2 separate regions of the Homo sapiens genome follow, and region 1 is linked to region 2. A link is an interaction called in ENCODE POLR2A ChIA-PET data of the cell type or tissue named here. Cell type or tissue: GM12878. All regions are shown on one strand. Links, peaks and the distances in the headings refer to the core of each region. The heading gives the core; the rest is flanking DNA.

What was found. ChIA-PET counts read pairs that join two places held together with the same protein. Peaks named below come from ENCODE experiments on the same cell type or tissue, not always from the same donor. Only the 100,000 strongest peaks of a DNase experiment are listed, where the experiment ranks them.
Region 1: POLR2A ChIA-PET joins it to region 2 with 7 read pairs; 2 of 35 experiments call an interaction of 5 or more read pairs at or near these places.

What each region holds. Positions count from the first base shown.
Region 1 is chr5:154,504,879-154,512,552 of GRCh38, reverse strand. No RefSeq gene overlaps it. Among named protein-coding and RNA genes, the nearest start is that of HAND1, 30 kb to the right of the region's middle. In GM12878, for the core only: no CTCF peak of the experiment used is centred there; a DNase peak (open chromatin) is centred at 4,227.
Region 2 is chr5:154,949,166-154,956,839 of GRCh38, reverse strand. MRPL22 (mitochondrial ribosomal protein L22) reads right to left here. Exons shown (of 7, transcript NM_014180.4): 3 at 5,902-6,019; 4 at 404-469. Among named protein-coding and RNA genes, the nearest start is that of MRPL22, 12 kb to the right of the region's middle. In GM12878, for the core only: no CTCF peak of the experiment used is centred there; no DNase peak of the experiment used is centred there.

The DNA of each region.
Region 1 (7,674 bases), core at 2,015-6,014, 440 kb after region 2:
GGCAGGAAATGTACAAGATGAGCCTGGAACTTCTTATAATTAATAAAGAGCAGGAAGTTCCCAGAGACTCCTAGGGCAATGCTAAACTGAAAAGGTCAAAGGAGTGTTAACAAGAATAAATAAGTGCAATAAATCTACAGTTCATAAAGAAACAAAAATAGATACATATACACCTCCCTCATTGGTCACCATTGGAGGATGCTGGGTTTGGCTGATTGTAAAAATGGACCCCATTTTTCCCTCTTCCCTGAATCTATAGGGAATTCGGCAGCTCCTCCCATCAGGAAGTGAAATCCATTTCCCCACCTTTTGACTCTGGGCTTGGCCTTGTAACTTGCATTAGCCAGTGGTTGCTGGTGAACATGACCCAGTGAAAGGTTGAAATGAGCTTGCAGGGTTGGGCTTGTTCTTGAGTTCCTGCCCTCATCAAGAGAACATATGCCAGGGAAGCCTGCTGGCCCCAAAATAGTAAGACACATGAAGCCAACCTGACCCCAATGGCAACCTGGAGCCACGCCCCACCTACTTCAGCCAAACCCAGCTGCCCCACAGAAATCTTAGAGAGAACCAAATTCTTGTCATTGAATGCCACTGAGTTTGTTGCTCAGCATCATTGTGGCAATAGTTGACTGATACAGGTTATGATAATGGTATTATAGTTTGCTTTAAAAAGAGCTCCTACATTTTAGAAATATACATGAAAATACTTACAAAATGAAAAAAATTAATAATTTTAAAAGAAAAATTGTTCCCCATTGTCAGACCACATGTCAAGCCCTGTATCGTGCCTTGAGTTTACTAAAGTCTCTGTGTCCCTGAGGCACTTGGCACCTCTCCCACAGTGATTCTGATCCTAGGGGTCTGGAATCCTAGAGTGTCAAAGTTGGGAGGGACACTGTGGACTATGGTGTCCCATGTGCCCGTCTGGGGAGTCTGTGGACCATAGAGGTAAAAGGCTTCACCAAGGCTACCCTGAGCTGGGACTCCTGCCCAGGACTGCAGACACCTCTGCTTTCCAGCCCTCCACCCTGCTGAGAGCAGGAGACCTCGCTGGCTCTGGTCATCGCCTCTCCTTCTCAAGCCCCACTCTGCCGTAGACTAGAAAAATCCAGAATTTTCAATGAGCCCCGAGAAATATCTTCCAGTCTTCACCCTCTGGCTTTACAAAAGTCCCATCAAAAAGCCAATCATTGGCCAGGCACGGGAGCTCACGCCTGTAATCCCAACCCTTTAGGGGGCAGAGGCGGGTGGATCACCTGAGGTCAGGAGTTCGAGACCAGCCTGACCAACATGATGAAACCCTGTCTTTATTAAAAATACAAAAAATTAGCCGGGTGTGGTGGCACATGCCTGTAATCCCAGCTACTTAGGAGGCTGAGGCAGGAGAATCACTTGAACCCGGGAGGCAGAGATTGCAGTGAGCCAAGATTGCACCACTGCACTCCAGCCTGGGCGACAGAGTGGGACTCCATCTCAAAACAAAACAAAAAACAAAAAAAAAAAACCACATTAAAAGCCCATTCAGATCTTTGAGAGCCTGCTGTAGTATCTGGATGCTCCCAGTCCCAGAAAAAGGGATGGTGAGAGAAAGCTGGTTCTCAATCACAGGCCCAGCTGTTCCCTCCTGCCACCCCTCTGTTCCCCCAGATACCCCACTGAGCCCAAACCATCACAGCAACACCAGCCCCTCCCACCCTTCCTGGGCTTTTGAGCTGTACAGGCTCACATCCATTGGAATAGCATTCCAATTCCCTGGGGCTGGAGGAGCCAAAGACTCTCCCAGCTTTGAGATCCCAAGGAGCATTCCAAAGTCTCCTAGGGTGTCAGAGGCTATCTTTGCAACCCACCTACCCAAGCTAGAAAGCAGGCTGTCTAGGTTCCCTCAATGCCAGCTACCCTAACTTACCCTTCCTCACTGTCTGCTAGGCAAGGCATTTCCCCAGGGGGACCCAGGGCAGCTTGGCTGGAGCAAGTGCTTCACTTTCTGTGGTTGGGCAGTTTGGAGTTCCTCTCTCCCCTGAGTGCCGCCCCCAACATCTGCACAGCCACCTTGCTCAGCTCCAGGTGTCTGCTCAAAAGTTACCTTATTCTGCACCTTGAAAACTTGATGCTGAGTGAAAGAGGCCAGTCACCAAAGATGACACATTGCATGATTCCACTTCTATGAGATGTCCGGAATAGGCAAATCCATAGCAACAGAAAGTAGGTCAGTGGTTGCCAGGGGCTGGAGCAAAGGGGGAGTGGAGAGTGACTGCTGATGGGTAGAGAGTTTCTTTTGGGGGTGATAAAAATGTTCTGGAATTAGATCGTGGTAATGGTTACACAACCCTGTGAATGTACTAAAAACCATTGAGTTGTAGATTTGAATTGTATGGTATGCAAATTGTATCACAATAAAGATTTTTAAAAAAAAGGAAAATAGAAATGAATTGGTTTTCTTGATGAAGCTCTTGCCAACTGTATTTGAAACTGCAGTCCCTCTCTGCCCTTCACACGCCCCTTCATTGGGCCTTATTCTTCTCTAACCCATCTATCACCACTTGCCATGTTATCTACGGTTTTGTTTATTGTCTTGCTCCTCCACTGTGGTAAGACAAGCAGCAAACTCATCTGTCTTGCTCACCATTGAGTCCACAGGGCCTAGTACAATGCTTGATGTGCAGTAGGTATTCAGTAAACAGGTGTTGAAGTCATTACCCACTCTGATCACTTATCAAACTTCCCCAGCAGTTGTACCCTACCTGGGGGTCCCTGAAAAATTATGCCTTTCAGGCATCTCTGAACCAAAATTTTATAGCACATCTTCCTTCATAATCCGTCTGCCCCCTCCCTCTCATTCCTTGCCACCCACTCCCAGCCGGCCTAGTTGCAGCAAGGAAAGTCTCCTGAGAGACTCTGTGCCTTCCTCCCATTTCTACACCTGCCCACTGCATCTCTCACCTTGATGACTGCAATAGGCGACCTAACCTCTCTCTCTCCTGCCTCTGCCACACCTGGCCTTCTCCTCTTTCCACACAGCAGATAGAATGACCTTTTGGCAAATGCAGCTCCTATTGGCATAGTCCCTTCTTGAAACCCTTCAGTGACTTTCCACTACTCTCAGGGCAAAGGCTAAAAACGTCTCAGCCCAATGTTGAGGCCCTTCGTGTCCTGGCCCCCTCCACTGTCATCTTCACGTGCTCCTCTCATTTACTGAGTTCCAGGCACACTGAACACCTTGTAGGTCTTTGAACTAAAAGAGACCCTCTTGCTTTTGCTATCTGCACACTCTGTTCCCTCTGCTTGGAACACTTGTCCTGCCCCACTCTGCCTTCAGGCTCAGTTTAAGTGTCGCTTTCTCCAGGAAACTTTCCCTGACTCCCAGTGGACTCAGTTATGCCCTGGGGGCCCTGTGCATCCGTGTTTGTCTTTTTGTACTGTATTTGTCTGTTTACTTGTCTGTCCCCCCAGTAGGCTAAATGCTCTGTCGAATAGGGGTTTTGTTCAGCACAGGGCCCAGCCAGTTTCTGGTGTATATTAGGTGCTGTCTTAGTCTGTTTTGGGTTGCTATAACACAATACCACAGAATGGCTAATTTACAGAGAAAATACATTTATTTGGCTAGTGCTTATGCAGGCTGGGGAGGCCAAGGGCATGGTGCCGGCATCTGACGAGGACTTTCTTGCTGCATCATCCCATGATGGAAGGGGAAGGGCAAGAGAACATGTGTGCCAGAGAGCAAGAGGGGCCAAATTCAATTTTATAACCTACTCTCAAGATAGATCACAAACACACTCCCATAATAATGACATTAATCCATCCACAAGGGTAAAGCTTCATCACCTAATCACCTCTTATGGGACCCCACTCCTAACATTGTTGCATTAGGGATTAAGTTCGCAACACATGAGCTTTGGGCGTCACATTCAGTTCATAGAATTCAGTCAACAAATAGATGAATGAATGCATGTATCCTTTCTTCCAAGCTGTTGCTCGTGCCATTCTTCCTGCCTGCAGTGCCTCCCTCCTCCTTTCCCTGTTTCCCAATCCTGCCAGCTCTGTCAGGTGCAGTTCAAGTCCTACCTCCTCTGAGAAGCCTTCCCTGATGACTCTAGCAGAAATTCAATTCTCTCCCATCTGCACCCCATGGGCCCTTGGGCCCTTGAGAATTGGGCCCAAGCATGTTCTGTCTCCCCTTTCACACTGCAGCAACTTGAAAGAAGCAATGTGGTTATACCACCTCAGAGGCTCTGGCCACAGGGAGAACACAGGAAGGGGCTGAGGGCAGATACAGCACTTGGGAGATGCATTTGAGGATGCTCAAGCCAAGTGCACGTGTCATCCAAGACTTCATGTGTCTGAGAGTCAGAAGGGATTACAGTCAGAATAGATCTTTAAGGACTATTACTAATGACTATGGAGCACGCACTGTCTGCCAGGCCCTGGCTAAACTCTTTACAACAGCATCTCATGTGATCATTACAATTGTCTTATGTGGAATGTACTATTAGGGCCCTCATTTTACACATGGGGAAAGTGAGGTTCAGAGAGGTATAGTAACCTACCCTGGGTCACACATCGAGCAAATATCAAAGGATATATATATATATGTATAATTTTTATTTATTTTTATTTTTTATTTTTGAGACAGAGTCTCACTCTGTCACCCAGGCTGGAGTGCAGTGGCACAATCTCGTGTCACTGCTACCTCCATCTCCCAGTTCAAGTGATTCTTCTGCCTCAGCTTCCCAAGTAGCTGGGACTACAGGCATGCGTCACCACGCACAGCTAATTTTTGTATTTTCGGTGGAGATGAATTTTACGCACGTCCGTATAAAAGACCACGTGAGCAGGCTTAGTGTGAGCAACAAGGCTGTTTATTCATTTGGGTGCAAGTGGGCTGAGTCCGAGAAAGGAGTCCTAACTCCACCGCCTATCCCAAACCTATAAGAACCAATGATAATCCCACCAGCCTTCACTGACTCCTTTCTCGGACTCAGCCCACTTGCACCCAAGTGAATAAACAGCGTTGTTGCTCACACTAAGCCTGCTCAGGTGGTTTCTTATACGGACACGTGTAACAATGGGATTTCACCATGTTGGTCAGGCTGTTCTCGAACTCCTGGCCTCAAGTAATCTCCCTGCCTTGGCCTCCCAAAGTGCTGGGATTACAGGCACAAGCCACTGCGCTTGACCTCAAAACAGAGATTCTTAATTTCTCTCAATGACTAAGGCATGCCACCTCCACAGCATCACCCACAGATAAACATCCAGCCTCTGCTTGCATCCCACTTTTGTCAGGGATCTCCCTACATGGCAGCTCATTCTTCCATTTATTCATCCAGTTAGGGAATATTTATTCAGCAGCACTATGTGAAGGAACTGTTTGCCACTGGGGATAAGGGACGCACAAGATATCTGCTCTCATGGAACTTACATTCTAGAAAGCAGGAGTAGTCAGAGGCCAATAAGAAGTAAAGATGACAGCGGTAAACCCTAAGCTGAATTACTCAGGCTGATGACGGGATAGCGTTGTTAGGGTGAGTTGGGAAGGCCTCTCGGAAGAGGTGATACGTCCAGCTGAAATGTGAATGACAAGAAAAAGCCAGACTGGAGCTGTGAAAAAGCATTCCAGGCAGAGGGAACTACAAGTGCAAAGGCTACAAGGCGGGAATGCGCATGGCGTGTCGGGGAGCCAAGCAAGCAGAGTTGAGGTGTGAGTCGGGGGAATGGTGTAGAGATGAGTGTGGGGCAGGCAGGAGTCCAGGGCCTGTCAGGTTTCCTTGGCCAGAATGATAGAATCGACTTCTGCAGGTGGAGCTTGAATCTTTACCCCCGAGAGCCCTGGCTTGGTCTTCATGGCCGTCACAGAACAAGCCTTCCCCTCTCTCAAGTGCCAGCCTACCAAGTGCCTGAAGGCAGCTCTCCAAAATGTGTCACTCTCCTAAGTGGGTCCCACAGCCCTGCTTTCTGCTCATCTGCAGAGCAACCATGGCTGGGTTCAGGCTCCGCCCCTGGGACTGGGTGGGCAATGCTGGGGAAGTGGTTCCCCATGCTGCAATCTGTGCTCACGTGGAACTGGTTTCCTTGCGGAAAGAGCGCTTGTCAAGGATTCAGACGACAAGGTTTAAGTCTGTGAGACCTTGGATGGGTATGTCATGTTCTCAGGGCCTCAGTTTCCCCACCTGCAAAATGAAGGAGTTGGAACTTGCTCCCTGAGGGCTTCCCAGGCCTGAGATGTGTGTCCATGCCTCCCTGCTCAGAGGCCTGGCTCCAAGCAGGACTCTGGGAGGCAGGCAGCAGGAGGACTGGGGAGGTCGCTGCTGCCTCCCACACCCTAATGCCTCTGCCTCTGAGACCAGAAGCAGGGTTGCAGGCAGGACTCCAGCTCTGAGGTTAGCAGTGGCTCTGTATCCTGCAGACCCTGTTCCTGGGGAACCTTCTGCCAGGGTCGCCAATTTTCTCCTGCTTTCTTTAGCAGCCTGAAGCTGGAAGGAAGCTAGTGGAAGGTTCTGCCCCTGACCTAATGGGTAACTTCAGGCAGACCCTTCACCTCTCTGGGCCTCTGTGTCTCCAGCTCTCACCTACCTGGTGTCTAGGAAAGGCTGCCTCAGTGGGTCTCAAGGCAGCAGCAGGGTTGCCATGGTGACAGGCTAACCAGGTCCTGCTCCCAGAGGCATCTGCCGGGGTCACAGTGTGCACCAGGTAGGGTGATGGTGCCTCAGCAGGGCCCTTTATCCAGAGAGAGACTGCCACAGTGGCCTGCAGAGGGAGTGTGCTTTACCCACAGGAGCAGGCCCGGGTCGGGTTGCAAGTCTGGTTAATGCCTCTGTGCATTAGGCCTGTCGCCCGTTGACAGGATTTTTTGTTTAATTGGAGGCATAAGAAAACAATAACATCTGTCGGCATGAGGAGAGCTGCAGGAGCACGGCAGGGAGAGCCCTTAGCGAGGCGGAGAGGGGAGTCTGTGGACCGGGCCCTGCCACACTGGCTGGGTATCCCTGGGCAGGTCTCTTTTCTGTGGGCTCCAATCTGAGCTCCAGCTGTTTTCTGTGGGCTCCAGCAATGAGTAGGTTGGACGCACAGCTAGCTGACTCGAAGTGTGGTCCAAAGAGTACGCTCATCAGAATTTCCCAGGGAACTTACTGAATGCAGATTCCCAGGCCCCGTCCAGCTCCTCTGACCCAGAATCTCTGAAGAAAGAGGCTCATGAATCTGCTACCACATCCTGAGTGTGTCTTGGCAGGACCTACATCGAGGAGTGAGAGCTGGCCCTGCCATTCCCAAGCATTCAGCACAGGGTCTGGCTCACAGGAAGTGTTAGCTGTTCCTAGGAGCAGAAAGTCAAAAGAATATGCACCAAAATATTCACAGTGCATATCTTTTCCTTTTTTTTTTCTTTTTTATTTATGAGCACTTGCTAATTTTCTACAGTGAACATGTATAGCAGTGCAATTGACAAAAATAATTGTGGGGAAAAATGAGATGGCTCCACAGTTTTCATGATAGCCTTGGTAGATGTTCATGTAATATGTATTTAAATTGTTGTCTTAATTGTAGGCCGGGTGCGGTGGTTCATGCCTGTAATCCCAACACTTTGAGAGGCCAGGGCGAGCAGATTGCTTGAGCCCAGGAGTTTTAAGACCAGCCATGGTAAAACTCTGTCTCTACAAAAAGCAAATTGAAAAAGTAGTC
Region 2 (7,674 bases), core at 2,338-6,337:
TCTCCTATAGGATAAATGTATTACATGTATATTTGCTGCTTCAGTCTCCCCTCATCTATAAATTTCATTTCCTAGGGAAAAAAACTTAAAAGCAACAGTTTTAAAACAGGTTGAATCAAGTTTACAGATAAATAGGTGGGTTTCCTGGATTCTCTGGTTATAGCCAAACTCCTGATGCCTTTTAGTATCTATCTATCCAATGTGATTTAGTTTCTCAGAAAAAGGTGAAAATTAAGGAAAATCATACATCTCTGAACAATCATTCTTTTGACAACCTACCAATTATATCACATTCCTCACAAATCTTTTTTATTTTTCAAATCCTGGGGTGAGGGGTGGGGAGGGGAACTCATAGCTTCTTTCCTAAATTATTAATTATATGGTAATAGTCATTGCAGCTTACCAATTTTGCCAAATACCACATCTTGTCTTTGCTATATTTTATTTGTCTTCGACAGTGGTAGATTTCCTTACAAATTGGAAAAAAAAGGACAGAAAGAAAATGTTAGCAGGTTTACCACAAAATGACAATAACATATACTGTTATTTAAGTTTTTACTTTCTAGGCCTAAAGAAAATGCTGCCATAAGAAATAGAAACATTACTAAGAATTTAGAGATTATTTTCCCCTACACAAAGTTGTATTTTTCCAAAGTCTCACTATGTTAAAAGATTACTACGGGAGAAATAGAAACTATACAATGGCTGGTTTGTGTCAACACTTGCAACATTTCTATCCAAAGAAATCCTAAAAGATTTAAATGAAAGTATCTTTAAAACATTTAGCTGATTAAAAGAACAAAAGAAAAAGTACAAGAAAACGTTCATTATTAATGAGGAGAAAAATGGCAAAATGGACAAGTGTTTTCATGTGAAAAGCCAATATTCTAGGTGTTTGGCCAACAGCATAGGTTCTAGAATCAGACTGCCTGCCTGGATTTGAATCCTAACTCTGCCATTTACTAGCTACATAATCTTGAGCAAGCTACTTAACCTCTCTCTAATTTTCCTCTTCTGTAAAATAAATAAAACGATAATTAGAGGGAAATAAAGTAACCTATTTCAAGAAACCATTTTATAGTGCTTGGCACATGGTAACTTCTCAGTAAATGTTAGCTTTTATTATCTTCTATTTAAAGTTGTAGGTATGTCCTGTTTAATTACAATGTATAGTTCAAAAAGCACTTTTCACTCATTATTTCATTTAGTCTAACTCTATGAGTTGAGGGATGAAACATTTTACATATAAACTGAAAATCAGAGAAATCAAGTGACTTGTCTAAGACCAGAGGTTTGCAAGAGACAAAGTTGGAATTCAAAGAACAGAGAAGTATGATACACCTGATACAATGTCTAGCACATCTACTTTCAAAAGTTCCTCTATTGACTCTAAAACCCACTTTCTTTCCACTACTATACCAAACTGCCATTTAAAAAAAAATTAGAAAACATGTGTTATGGAAAACTATAGCAAGGAGGTCTCAAAACTTTCTAACATTCTGACTCCTGCTGGAAATTTTCAAATGCCTTAGAAAGAGCAGTTTTCTCAAGTGGCCATCTTTTAATATGTGGCAGATTTCAGTTGCAATAGAAGCAGACAGCCTGAAACTATAGCAATAGCCTAATTACATTTTCAGCAATAAAGTTTCTTGGGGAGACAGGGAGAGGAAAGAACTATCATGACTGATAATAATAATCTGCAAAAATTAATCCACTCAATGAAATCTTTCATATAGAAGAGACCCTTGGCCGGGAGCAGTGGCTCAGCCTGTAATCCCAGCACTTTGGGAGGCCGAGGCGGCCGGATCACAAGGTCAGGAGATCGAGACCATCCTGTGAATGGTGAAACCCCGTCTCTACTAAAAATACAAAAAAAAAAAATTAGCCGGGCATGGTGGCCGGCGCCTGTGGTCCCAGCTACCCGGGAGGCTGAGGCGGGAGAATGCCATGAACCCGGGAGGTGGAGCTTGTAGTGAGCTGAGATTGCGCCACTGCACTCCAGCCTGGGCGACAGAGCGAGACTCCGTCTCAAAAAAATAAAAATAAAAAAGAAGAGACCCTTTAATTTGTGCATTCTTGTGGTGGGATAATTTTAAACCTTAATTTTGTATGATTACCCTCAAATTTTACACATATAAACAATGGTAATCCTGACCAGAGGATGGCAAAAAGGAAGAAGTGTTTACAAGAAAGGCAAAAGTTAATCATCCTCTTCCAAAACTGAAAAAAAACCTCAGCATTTACTTTGGGCAGGTGAAATGTCTAAGGGCACTTTCTAAAGATAAACGAGACAAAGTCTCAGTACGTATCAAGCAAATAAAGTAACAAAGGTGGAGGTCAGAAGACCTAGTTATATATCTCTGCCATTAACTGACCTATACAGCAAATTAGATAAAGTGAGGATAGGATACGTAAAATAGTTATTCAAATGAAATAAATGTATGTCTAAATTATAAAATGTCTAAATCAATAACTTTTAAATAAATCAATTTATTTTTAAATGCATATAATAATTCAAATGAGGAAAAAGTGTTACCTAATAAAATTTCTGGCCAGGCGCTGTGGCTCATGCCTGTAATCCCAGCACTTTGGGAGGCCGAGGCAGGAAGATTGCTTGAGCCCCGGAGTTTGAGACCAGCCTGGGCAACATGACAAAAACTCGTCTCTACTAAAAATACAAAAATTAGCTGGGAGTGGTGGCACATACCTGTGGTCCCAGCTACTCAGGAGGCTGAGGTGGGAAGATCTCTTAAGCCCAGGAGGTCAAGGCTATAGTGAGCCATGACTGCACAACTGTGCTCTAGCCTGGGCAACAGAGTGAGACCCTGTCTCAAAAAAAAAAAAAAAAGTTTTAGGCCAGGTGCGGTGGCTCACATCTGTAATCCCAACACTTTGGGAGGCCAAGGTGGGTGGAACACTTGATGCCAGGAGTTGGAGACCAGCCCGGACCACACAGAGAAACCCCATCTCTACTAAAAATACAAAATTAGCCGGGCGTGGTGGCACACACCTGTAATCCCAGCTACTTGGGAGGCTGAGGCACAAGAATAGCTTGAGTCCAGGAGGTGGAGGCTGCAGTGAGCCGAGATCATGCTACTGCACTCCAGCCTGGGCAACAGAGCTAGACCCTGTCTCAAAAAAAAAAAAAAAAAAAAAAAGTTCTTACTAGAGCTTTATGAGATTCAGATTCACATTAAGGTATTATTATCAGTATGCTGACTAATCCATAAATTAAAAATACGTCTCATATAGAAACGGTTGTTGGGGGAGTGAAGAAAAAGAGGAAAAATAAGAAATGGTAGCTCAAAGAGTTTTGACCCAGTCTCATTACACTTTTCATTTATTTAACATAGCTTTTTTTCAAAGATACTGCAAAAGGAAACTGAAGCCCAAATTAACAAGGTGTGACTATCATAAAGAAAGCCATTTAATTTCTCTCTGGCTCATTTTCTTTTTTTTTTTTTTTTTTTTTTTTTTCTCCTGAGACGGAGTCTCGCTCTGTCACCCAGGCTGAAGTAGTGCAGTGGTGCGATCTCAGCTCACTGCAACCTCTGCCTCCCAGGTTCAAGTGATTCTCCTGCCTCAGCCTCCCAGTAGCTGGGACTACAGGTGTGCACCACCACACCCGGCTAATTTTTGTATTTTTAGTAGAAATGTGACTTCACCATATTGGCCAGCTGGGCTTGAACTCCTGACCTTGTGATATGCCCACCTCAGCCTCCCAAAGTGCTGGGATTACAGGCATGAACCACCACACCCAGCCTTCACTGTCTTCATATGAAGCCCCATATAAGATAAAATCTACATAAGAATCTATATTCTTTGGAAATTGGTGCTAGCTAAACTACGAAGTTAGTCTTAAAAATATGAGGAGTAGCCTAGAACAACTCTACATTGGTAACATTCATTTTTATTTACTGCTACGGGTTTTGCTCACTATCCCATCCACTGTTATTTATTGACTATATATTCTAATGCAGAAGATCAGAATTAGGTAGAATGGTAGATATTATCTGGCCCTCTTTTCAGCTAGAGATAAAACTAATTTTAATAATGGCTGCAGCTGGCAGATTGGAAATTCTAAGGGACATTGTATATTATAGCGCAGTATTATGAACTATATGGCCAGTGAATAAATTATTTCTGGTAAGTTAGGTATTTATGAAGGGTATCGGTATTCCCAGTCATAACAGGTACAACTGATGTACCAATATTAAATTACTAAATACTATTTAAAGTCAGAAAATGTTCATATTTCCCAGATGTCATAATTTGTCCCCCAAAGGATTACTGAAACAAAATCTGTGCAAAATAGAGAAATTAAGGTTTTCCAAAGTACCTATATCAAATCAAATTAAATGTCTTCCCACAGGCACTTGTATAAGAAGGATAAATGATACAAAAAAGTTAATCAAAATAGTTTCATTAAATATAACACACAACAAATTACTGTATTGATAGTGTTCATCATTTGCTAGAGTTAAGCAGATGACATACTACTAACTATTTGAATTTTGCCACTTGGGATATATCCTAAAGTACATTTTTTTAGTATCTAAAGATACTAAACAAAACAAACACATAACAAAATTGTGCTGTTATAGATTCTGGACTTGACAAATACTGTTGTAATTTATTTCCAATTAATACCTGATTTCAGGCCGGGCACGATGGCTCACGCCTGTAATCCCAGCACTTTGGGAGGCCGAGGCAGGCGGATCATGAGGTCAGGAGATCGAGACCATCCTGGCTAACACGATGAAACCCCGTCTCTACTAAAAATACAAAAAATTAGCCGGGATGGTGGCAGGCGCCTGTAGTCCCAGCTAGTCGGGAGGCTGAGACAGGAGAATGGCGTGAACCCGGGAGGCAGAGTTTGCAGTAAGCCAAGATTGCACCACTGCACTCCAGCCTGGGCGACAGAGGGAGACTCCATCTCAAAAAAAAAAAAAAAAAATACGTGATTTCAAAGAGCTCAGGTAAGAAGCAAAAAAAGTTCATTAGTTACAGAAAAATTTTTATTTATGATATTTGTGCAATTGTGTAACGTTTCATTTAGTCAATTTTGGTTAATTACAAAATGGAGACCAGCCTGGCCAACATGGTGAAACCCCATCTCTACTAAAAATACAAAAATTAGCTGGTCATCGTGGCGGGCACCTGTAATCCCAGCTACTCCGGAGGCTCAGGCAGAAGAATCCCTTGAACCCGGGAGGCGAAGGCTGCAGTGAGTCAAGATCGTGCCATTGCACTCCAGCTGGGTGACAGAGCAAGACTCTGTCTCAAAAATAATAATAATAATAAAATAAAATAAACAAAATGGAGTCAATACTTAATAGCCTATACTGACAAATCTTTCAAGTTGTGATGTCATGACAAAATATGAAAGTTGAAAAGTTATTTGTTTATTCTGTGCAGATAACGATAAGATAAATCTCCAGTAGGAACCCAATGATTAAGTTCAAACTTTAGGTTCAAATTGCAAAACAAACAAACAAACAAACAAACAAAAAACAGTGTGTCTATATTCAAATATATAACACTGGAAAATCATATACATAATTTAAACATTGGCCAATAGTTTAAGTCATTCTTGCCAACTCCACATGCTCCATCATTAAGAGCTCATCAGCAAGCCTCTCAGAGTCAAAAATCAGTATGTCTTAAACTATTAGCTTAGTTTTAGAGTTAAGGTCCCTATCCAGGAGGTTAAGTAAAGACAAATAAGTAAAGAATAACAATCTTTTTCAACTATTGAAGAGATAAATCTAGTACATCTTCTCTGTCAATTAGAGTGAATGGTTGTATAATTTTTTTAACACAGAATAATAAATCATTACTAATCACTTAAGAGTAAGAGCACTACCACAATTAAGAGATTAGTTCTACCCACGAACTTACTGCTGGTCTCCGAGGTTCTCCAGGCAGTTGTGGAGGATAAACAATTTTATTCTTCTTCTCCCATTTTCGAGAAATGTCAAGAGAAGCACTTGTGTGGATATATGATTGAGGTAAAACACTGTGAAATGAAAGAAGCCTATAAAACAACAGACACTTAGGGGACCTTTCTGTAGAGTTTACATATCTTTTGAACCACTTCAGCTCCATTTTGATGAAAACAATTTAAGGATCACAACTGGAAATATTCTAGAGGTATTCATTAATAGAGACTACTTTTAAACACAACAAAGAGACAGTTTATTAGAGGCTAACAGGAGAGAAAGTAAACGCACATAAGTCAAACCGTTAATAGATATTAACCCAAGATTTCTTGCCCTGACTGGCCAATAACACTGTCTTCTATAAGTCACCCACTCCTAAGAAAGATTTAGAGAAGACATAATGAGCTCTCTGATCTGACCTGTAAGATTGCCCAACTTTGTTGAGTAACTAAGACAAAAACACAAAACAATTAGAAGACAATATAAAACCACATAACTAAAATATGGGAAACAGCAGAGGATTTCAGAGGTGACTTCAGGTGAATCTTGAACTTCCTAATTGATATGGCTCGGCTCTGTGTCCCACCCAAATCTCATCTTCAATTGTAATCCATACATGTTGAGGGAGGGACCTGGTGGGAGGTGATTAGATCGCTGGGCAGTTTCCCCCATGCTGTTCTCGTGATAGTGAGGGAGTTCTCATGAGATCTGATGGTTTAAAAGTGGCAGTTTCCCTGCACTGTCTCTCTCTCCTGCTGCCTTGTGAAAAAGTTGCCTGCTTCCCCTTCACCTTCCCCTATGATTCTAAGTCTCCTGAGGCATCCCCAGCCACGCAGAACTGTGAGTCAATCAAACCTTGTTGGTTTATGAGTTACCCAGTCTCAGGTAGTATCTTTATAGCAGTGTGAAATGGACTAATACACTAATTATCAGAGGAATGGGGCAACGACATATATCATCTATGCAGAGGTACAGAGTTGAGAAATAAGGGGAGGTCTGACTGAGTCAGAGAATTTGTTAAGTATTGGAAAGGTCATTGAGGCTAGAGTGGTTGTCTTTGAATGCTAAACTAATAGGCTGAGACTTGATGATGAAGATCCCAAATTCACTATTCCTTGACCTCTTCCCCCACACTTTAACTGCTTTAATAATATACAACTAGTCATTCTCCCTCTCCCATTTTCCCCAGCATCCGCTACTCCCCTATATCACTAAATAAAATCACTCTTGAATGGTGTTCTAGAGTTTATCTTCAACTTCCCAATGATTTTCATCCTGCCAGAGCTAGTCACCAAATCTTACAGATAAAATAAAGATTCCCCTGAAATCGTTCTCAAATGCTTTACCTCTTCCCCATTCTAATTGCCACCATCCTATATAGCAATAGCCTCTAGATTGATTTCTCTTCCATCAACTTGCCCAATTCCAATCCATCTTTCTCTGCTTGAGTACCAAATGAGCTACCCTTCTATAATTCAGAGCTACTCATGTCATCCTCCAGCTTAAAAACGTCTATTGAAATAAGCAAATGAATAGTTATGTAATATTCTAATGCTATCCTTTTTTTTCAGTGTCACTGACTACTGGGATTCTTGGTATGGAAATAAGCAGAAAAGGTTCAGCCAAAATCCAATAAGTACTAGATCTCTCCACTGAAGAGGTGTAGAAGCAATGAACAATCTAGTAGCAATTAGTGCCCCTACTTCCCAGATTACGGTCTTGAAATACCATT